Regions from separate parts of the Homo sapiens genome. Here region 2 is linked to region 1. A link is an interaction called in ENCODE POLR2A ChIA-PET data of the cell type or tissue named here. Cell type or tissue: PC-3. All regions are shown on one strand.

Region 1 (4,000 bases):
GACACTCCACATCGTGTTTCCTGCTGGGCGATCTGGGAGGCAAACTGCCTTAAATTTCCCAATGCACTCCATTATCAAAATGCATCTATTCTGCCAAGGCTGAATTCTGTACAGGCACATCTCATTTTATTGTGCTTTGCAGATATTGTATTTTGTTTTTACAGATTGAAGGTTTGTGGCAACCCTGCCTCAAGCAAGTCTATCGGGGCTGCTTCCCCAACTGCATGTGCTCATTTTGTATCTCTGTGTCACATTTTGGTAATTCTCAATATTTCAGACTTTTCCATTATTATCGTATCTGTGATGGCAATATGTAATCAGTGATCTTTGATGTTACTATTGTAATTGTTTCGGAGCATCATGAACCATGTCCATGGTAGAGAACCTAATCAGTAAATGTTGTATGTGTTCTGACTGCTCTACCAACTGGCTGTTCCTCCTTCTTTCTCCCTTTCCATGGACCTCTCTATTCCCTGAAACATGGCAATATTGAAATTATGTCAATTAATAACCCTACAATTGCCTCTAAGTGTTCAAGTGAAAGGAAGAGTTCCAAATCTCTCTCTTTAAATCAAAACTTAGAAATGATTAAGTTTAGTGAGAAAGGCACGTCAAAAGCTGAGATAGATCAAAAGCTAGGCCTCTTGCCCCAAACAGTTAGCCAAGTTGTGAATGCAAAAGAATAGTTCTTGAAGGAAACTAAAAGTACTACTCCAGTGAACACACGAGTAATAAGAAAGCAAAACAGCCTTTTTGCTGATATGGAGAAAGTTGTAGTAATCTGGATAGAACATGAAACCAGCCACTACATTCCCTGAAGCCAAAGCCTGATCCAGAGCAAGGCCTTAACTCTCTTCAGTTCTATGAAGTCTGAGAGAGGTCAGGAAGCTGCAAAAGAAAAATATGAAGCTGGCAAAGACTGATTCATGAGGTCTAAGAAAAAGAAGCTGGCTCCGTAACATAAAAATATGAGGTGAAGCAGCTGATGCAGAAGCTGCAGCAAGTTATCCAGAAGTTCTCACTAAGATAACTAATGAAGGTGGCTATACTCAATGACAGATTTTCAATGTAGACAAAACAACCTGCTATTGGAAGAGGATGCCATCTAGGACTTTTATAGCTAGAGGGAAGAAGCCAGTGTCTGGCTTCAAAGATCAAAGGACAGGCTAACTCTGTTGTGAGGGGCTAATGCAGCTGGTGACTAAGTAGAAGCCATTGCTCATTCACCATTCCCAAACTCCTAGAGCCCTTAAGAATTATGCTAGATCTACTCCCCCTGTGCTCTAGAAATAGCACAACAAAGTCTAGATGGCAGCACATGTGTTACAGCATGGTTCACTGGAATTTCTTTTTTCTTTTTTCTATTATCTTTTTTTTGAGACAGAGTCTTGCTCTGTCACCCAGGCTAGAGTGCTGTGGCACAAACACAGCTCACTGCAGCCTCAACCTCCTGTGCTCAAGCAATCGTCCTGCTTCAGCCTTCCATGTAGCTGGGATTACAGGCATATGCCCTATGCCTAGCTAATTGTTTGAATTTTTGTACAGACAGGGTCTCAAACTCCTGGCTCAAGCAATCCTCCCTCCTTAGCTTCTCAAATTGCTAGAATTGTAGGCATGAGCCACCACACCCAGCTCTGGTTTACTGGATATTTTAAGCCCACTGTTGAGTCCTACTGCTCAGAAAAAAAAAAAAAGATTCTTTTCCAACTATTACTGCTCGTTGACAATGTACCTAGTTATCCATGAGCTCTGCTGGAGAGGGGATGAATGTTATTTTCATGCCTGCTAACACATTTATTATGCAGCCATTTTAACTCTCAAGTCTTATTAAGAAATACATTTTGTAAGGCTATAGCTGCTATAGATAGCTATTCTTCTGGTGGATCTGGACTAAGTAAATTGAAAACCCTCTGGAAAGGATTCACCATTCCAGATGCTGTTAAGTACATTCCTGATTCATGGAAGAATATAAAAATATCAGCTTTAACAGGGGCTTGGATAAACTTGATTCCAACCCCCGTGGATGACTTTGAGGGGTTCAAAACTTCAGTGGAGGAAGTAACTGCAGATTTAGTGGAAATAGTGAGAGAACTAGAATTAGAAATAGAGCCTGAAGATGTGACCGAATTGCTACAATCTCATGATAAAACTTAAATGGATGAGTTGCTTCTTATGGATGAGCAAAGAAAGTGGTTTCTTGAGATGGAATCTTCTCCTCGTAAAGATTCTGTGAACATTGTTGAAGTGACAACAAAGGGTTTAGAATATTACATAAACTTAATTGATAAAGCTGTAGCAGAGTTTGAGAGGAGTGACTGCAATTTTGATAAATGTTCTATTGTGGGTAAAAAGCCATTGAATGGCATGGCATGTTACAGAAAAATCTCTCATGAAAGGAAGAGTCAACCAATGTGGCAAACTTCATGCTTGTCTATTTTTAAGAAATTGCCACAGCCACTCCAGCCTTCAGTAAGCACCAGCCTGATCAACCAGCAGTCATCAACAATGAGGCAAGACCCTCCTCCAACAAATAGGTTATGAGGGGCTGGGCACAGTGGCTTACGCCTGTAATCCCAGCACTTTGGGAGTCCAAGGCGGGCGGATCATTTGAGGTCAGGAGTTCAAGACCAGCCTGGCCAACATGATCGCACCCCGTCTCTACTAAAAATACAAAAATTATCTGGGCGTGGTGATGCACGCCTGTAGTCCTAGCTACTAAGGAGGCTGAGGTAGGAGAATCACTTGAACCCAGGAGGCAGAGGTTGCAGTGAGCCAAGATTGCACCATTGCACTCCAGCCTGGGTGACAAGAGTGATACTCAAAAAAAAAAAAAAAAAAAAGGTTATGACTCACAGACTCACAGAAGGCTCAGATGATCATTTGCATTGTTTGGCAATAAAGTATTTTTAAGTTAAGATATATATATATTTTAGTATACAGTACAGTGTATACATAACTTATATATGCATTGGAATATAAAAAAAAATTGTGTGACTTGCCTCATTGTGATATGTACTTTATTGCATTGGTCTGAAACCAAATTGCACTGTCTTCCAGGAACGCCTGTACATGTAAATCCATGTTAGTGAGGCAACAAGCAGGAGATGCCTATTAGTTAGCCTGTTTACATTTTTAGGTGTGTATTCTAAACCTTAATTTTCCCTGCCCAAAGAGCATCTAAAAGTTCATCATAGCAATATTTGGTGACATGTGGGTCTTGAAATCACAGAACATAAACAAGTGTATACGGATTAAAACTAATCTTAGGCCGGGCGCGGTGGCTCACGCTTGTAATCCCAGCACTTTGGGAGGCCGAGGCGGGTGGATCATGAGGTCAGGAGATCGAGACCACGGTGAAACCCTGTCTCTACTAAAAATAAAAAAAAATTAGCCGGGCGTGGTGGCGGGCGCCTGTAGTCCCAGCTACTCGGAGAGGCTGAGGCAGGAGAATGGCGTGAACCCGGGAGGCAGAGCTTGCAGTGAGCCGAGACTGCGCCACTGCACTCCAGCCTGGGTGACAGAGCGAGACTCCATCTCAAAAAAAAAAAAACCTAATCTTAATGAGAGTCTCAAAAATATTACAGTCTTGTGTAGTTACTAAAGCATAATCTACTCATAAATCAAATGAAACATAATTATATTCGAGCAGAATTCTTCTCCAATTGATTCAGTGTCTATATTTCCATAGAGCACAGGACAGTCCCTCCATGGATTTTCAAATTTCTCTTTTAGCATGCCTATTGTTTTCCCAGTAACTCACCATGGTGTCCAGTGAAATACTAATTAAGGTGGAAATAAGCAGTAGGAACAAATGAGTTAGTGAAAAACAAATACCCTGTTTTCATCAAATTCTTGCTGTCTTGCATTTCATAGCTACTTCCTGTATTATTAGTCTGTTCTCATCCTGCTGATAAAGACATACTGGAGACTGGGTGATTTACAAAGAAAAAGAGATTTAACGGACTCACGGTTCCCCATGGCTGGGGAGGCCTCACAGTCA
Region 2 (4,000 bases), 150 kb after region 1:
AGTAACTATGTGGTTGGCGGAGTACTAGTGAGAAAAATATAAAACATCATGTATATTCAAATTGTTTAATCTAATGCGTCCATCCTTTTAGGAACTCAGTACTGAAGTCTAGGAACATCAGGCTAAAAAAAATAATGGTTGGATTTTTCTACTCTTTCTAGACACCAGGGAACATGAGAGAAAATTATTGTGGAAGGACTAATATTCTTATTTTTATTATTACCTATGTCCAGCCAAGTAAGCAAGGTCAACACTTCACCGTTGAAAAGCCAAGATTTTAGCATTTTCATTCTTAATTTTTACTCTAGTATTTCACTGACACTTGAGTGTATGTCAGAATCAGAGGGTCATGAAGAAGGGACAGCCCTGGTGACTGCCACAGGCTGAGACTTACTGCTGGAACATGTATAGTGAGGCCTCCTTTGTTGACCATCACCCTGGGTCTTCTTGTGCCCAAAGCAGAATGGTGTGGCTTCCTGGAATAGGAGATCATATTACTTGAAGCAACAAGATTGTATTGCTTGAACTCTAGTGTCCTAATTTGTTTTACTCACTTTGTATTAATACATGCCAAAGATAGGGAAGGGGATGAAAGGGTCTTGGGACCACCATCTAGGTTACAGCATCCCTCTTTTAGGAGTCCTTGCTAAGACACCTCAGGGGAAACTGCCTTTCTGAAGCCTGGCTCATGGTCCAGTTAACTATGTCAACAGTACCAACATTACTTTCATTTAATACAGGAGATAGAGAAATGTTTCACCCCCGAGGCTACTTTCCTCAGAAGGAGGCAGAAGATGCTCCATGGCCAATTGAGTACATGGAGGAAATTAAGTTATATCAAAAATTATTGTTGAATCTACTATGAATCCAGCCTTGCAGGAACTGAGTACTGAAGCTTAGGAACACCAGGCTAAAATATATATATATATATATATATATATATATGAGCTTTTTCTACTCTTTCTGGACACCAAGGAACATGAAAGAAAAGTGTTGCGGAATAACTAATATTTTTTATTTTTCTTACCCATGTCCAGCCAAGTAAGCAAAGTGAACACTTCATTGTTGAAAAGCCAAGATTTTAGCATGTTTATTCTTAATTTTTCTTCCAAGTCAATAATGAAGTCATGCAGGGGTATTGAGTTCTTAATCCATAAATTATAGGTTAGTTAATTGAAAGGTTTTTGTACATGTCATCATTTACTTTTCCTTTCTCCTACTAATCCATAAATGTAGGCCACAAAGTGTGAGGAAACCAGGAGATTTTAAGTAGTGTTCTATAAGATAGTTTAAATTGTGAATATCCATTATGGCATTGTACTCTAGGAAATACATGTTGTCCTAAATTGAAGCTTTCATAAAGAAAATTTCCCATGTTTTAAATCAATTCAAGACAGATGATTTTATTGGGCAGGATATAGGAAAAGTTCTGTTTTAAATATTTCTTACTTTAACTGATATATTTGTATCTCTGTAGTCTTAGTGGCAGTATCCCAATGCCCAGAAATGGCTTTTGTGTGCTCCTAGTGCTTAGTAAGGCATCATAGCTATGTGACTGCCATGGCATTATGATTGATAAGGAGTCTCTAAACAGCAGAAAAGGACTATATGTAATATATATGACCCAGACTAGAGTAACAAAGCTAAACACCTTAGAAAAGCCCAGAAAATAGTCTCCCCTTCCCACAAGGGTTATTATTTATGATCAATGTATGAGTTTTCAAATACCCTACAGCAGACTCAGAGATGCCATAAGAGCTGGGGGAGCTGGGTGGTGAACAATCAAGTTGAAGTCCAGGAGTCCTGACTGTTAGCATTTTCTGCTTTCCATAATGTAAATGCTCCCACCATGGCCAATTTCAAGTCACCAACATGACATCAGTAAACATGAAGGTGGAGAGAGATGTGATTGCAGCTCCAGCACACCACAGCTGGGGCAAGCTGCACTCCCACTGCAGTCAGAGATGGCATATACATACATACATGTCATACATGTCTATGTAAACACGTTGCAAAATTTTGTTTGCAGAAAGTGGAATTTTTGATGCCTCCATCCAAAGTACCTAGTTTCCAACATCACTGTAGAGGGAAAGAGAGAGGGAGACTTTCGAGAAGGCACACCCTTTCTCAAAGTGACACATCCAAAGTGATGCATCACTTCCATTTCTGTTCTGGTTGTGAGAACCAATCACATTGCTCCACTTCAGTAATAGTAAGCTGAGTGATGTAGATGAGCTATATGCCAGGAAGAGGAAACCAGCTTGGTAGGTATAATAGCTTTTGCTAAACCACAAGGCATCCTAAAACTTAATGGCCTGGACAGACACTAACTCTTGCTCATGAATTTGCGGATCAGTTGAACAGCCCTGCTAGTCTGAGCCAATCTCAGCTGACTACAGCTGAGCTCACCCCTGCCTCTGCGGTCAGCCACTCGTCAGCTGGCATCTCTGATTTTGGGTGTGGCTCGCCATTAATTGGAATGAAGAGAATGGCAGGGCCCATGGCCACCTGGCCACCATGCAACAGGCTAGGCTGCAGGGTTGATGTGGTCGCTCGGGGTTCCAAGAGCAGCAAGAGTAATTTCTAATACACAAGTATTTTCCAAGTCTCTGCTTACTTCACCTTTGCTACCATCTCACTGACCAAAATAAGTCACATGGCTGAGTCTGGAGTTGGTGTGGAGGATACTGCCAAGGATGTGTGGATACAGGGAGGTGAATTCAATTGGAGGCCACTGGGTTTTTTCACACAGGCTAAGAGGAATTTGAAAATCACTGGCTTGGCATCATAATCAATCCTGCTTAGAGGTGATTTCTTTCACACCAGCCATTACTGGTGCTTTTTCCTTCTTGTTAAAATCTAGTTTGTGTTGTAAAGTCAAGAGGAGCTGGTGATTGAAAAAAATAACATCCACATGTGTTTGTTGATTTGTGATTTCACATCTAACCTTACTCTTACAGAGTAGAGTGAAAGCTATACTCACATGGCCTAGAGATAAAGGGTCTGTCCAGGATTCCCTTACTCGGCTCTCCATTCCAATAAAGAGAGCCAGCCACTGATAGGGCGTGGCAGCTGGCAGGGTGTCCACTGAAATCATAGGCTCTTGGTACCTTTGTGGAGATGGACATGTGGATTCCCTTCTGTCCTGACTCTCTAAGGACGCATCAGGAACAGACAGATGGGAAAGGCAGTCTCTAAGGATATCCACTGGTTATGTTTTCAGTGTTGATATAAGTGTTACCTTTTTCATATAAATTCTTTGTATTGGACAGAATAATTGTGTACATTGATAGTAGAAGTAATGAATATCCAGATGTCTTCTAAATAAGGGAAGCAAAAGATGTCCCACTTGCAAATGGGAGATTTATTTTAGGTTTTATGCATTTGGTCTTTTACATTGTGTCCTTGTTCTTATGTTCATGGCTCATATGCAAGATGGTTTCTGAGAATTTCATCATGTAATTGCATTGTTCTCCAAATAAGTTTATTTCAAAATCCAATTAAAACACAAGTTTTAGTACATGGCTGATGCAGTATTCAGTGGAGGAGACTTTGTTTTACTAAGTTGAGTTGTTTTACTCACTCAAGCAGCAATTTAAAGACAGATTTCATTTCTGAGCTGTACTATTCATTATCCTAATTTATATTTATTGCAACCTCTGAGACCACTATTTTGTCTCTTTGCCTACAGTCTTCAGAATCTTTAAGTTACTGTTTCATAGGAAAAATTATTGGAGAAATTTAATAGAAAGAGCTTTTATGAAGTACTTAAGCATTTATACCACAAAAAAAGATAAGATAGCTTTAGATCATTTTGAAAGTTTATAAATGTTCACGGTCCATTTCAAGATTACTAATCTCTTCCACCTGATTTCTTATGTTACACCTTCAGGCCTTCCCTGTAAGCAACTGACTGCATCTCTACTTTCAAATCCTTAGAGTGCTTTCCAAGACTGAAATAATGAGAGTTACAGAGCACACGGTGTCCACTGCAGGCTAG

Evidence for each region. ChIA-PET counts read pairs that join two places held together with the same protein. Peaks named below come from ENCODE experiments on the same cell type or tissue, not always from the same donor. Only the 100,000 strongest peaks of a DNase experiment are listed, where the experiment ranks them.
Region 2: POLR2A ChIA-PET joins it to region 1 with 5 read pairs; 2 of 35 experiments call an interaction of 5 or more read pairs at or near these places.

Annotation. Positions count from the first base shown.
Region 1 is chr13:101,419,477-101,423,476 of GRCh38, reverse strand. No RefSeq gene overlaps it. Among named protein-coding and RNA genes, the nearest start is that of NALCN, 5.0 kb to the right of the region's middle. In PC-3, no CTCF peak of the experiment used is centred here; no DNase peak of the experiment used is centred here.
Region 2 is chr13:101,266,157-101,270,156 of GRCh38, reverse strand. The region is part of intron 10 of NALCN (sodium leak channel, non-selective); the gene reads left to right. Among named protein-coding and RNA genes, the nearest start is that of NALCN, 150 kb to the left of the region's middle. In PC-3, no CTCF peak of the experiment used is centred here; a DNase peak (open chromatin) is centred at 2,276; H3K27ac peaks cover 2,761 bases.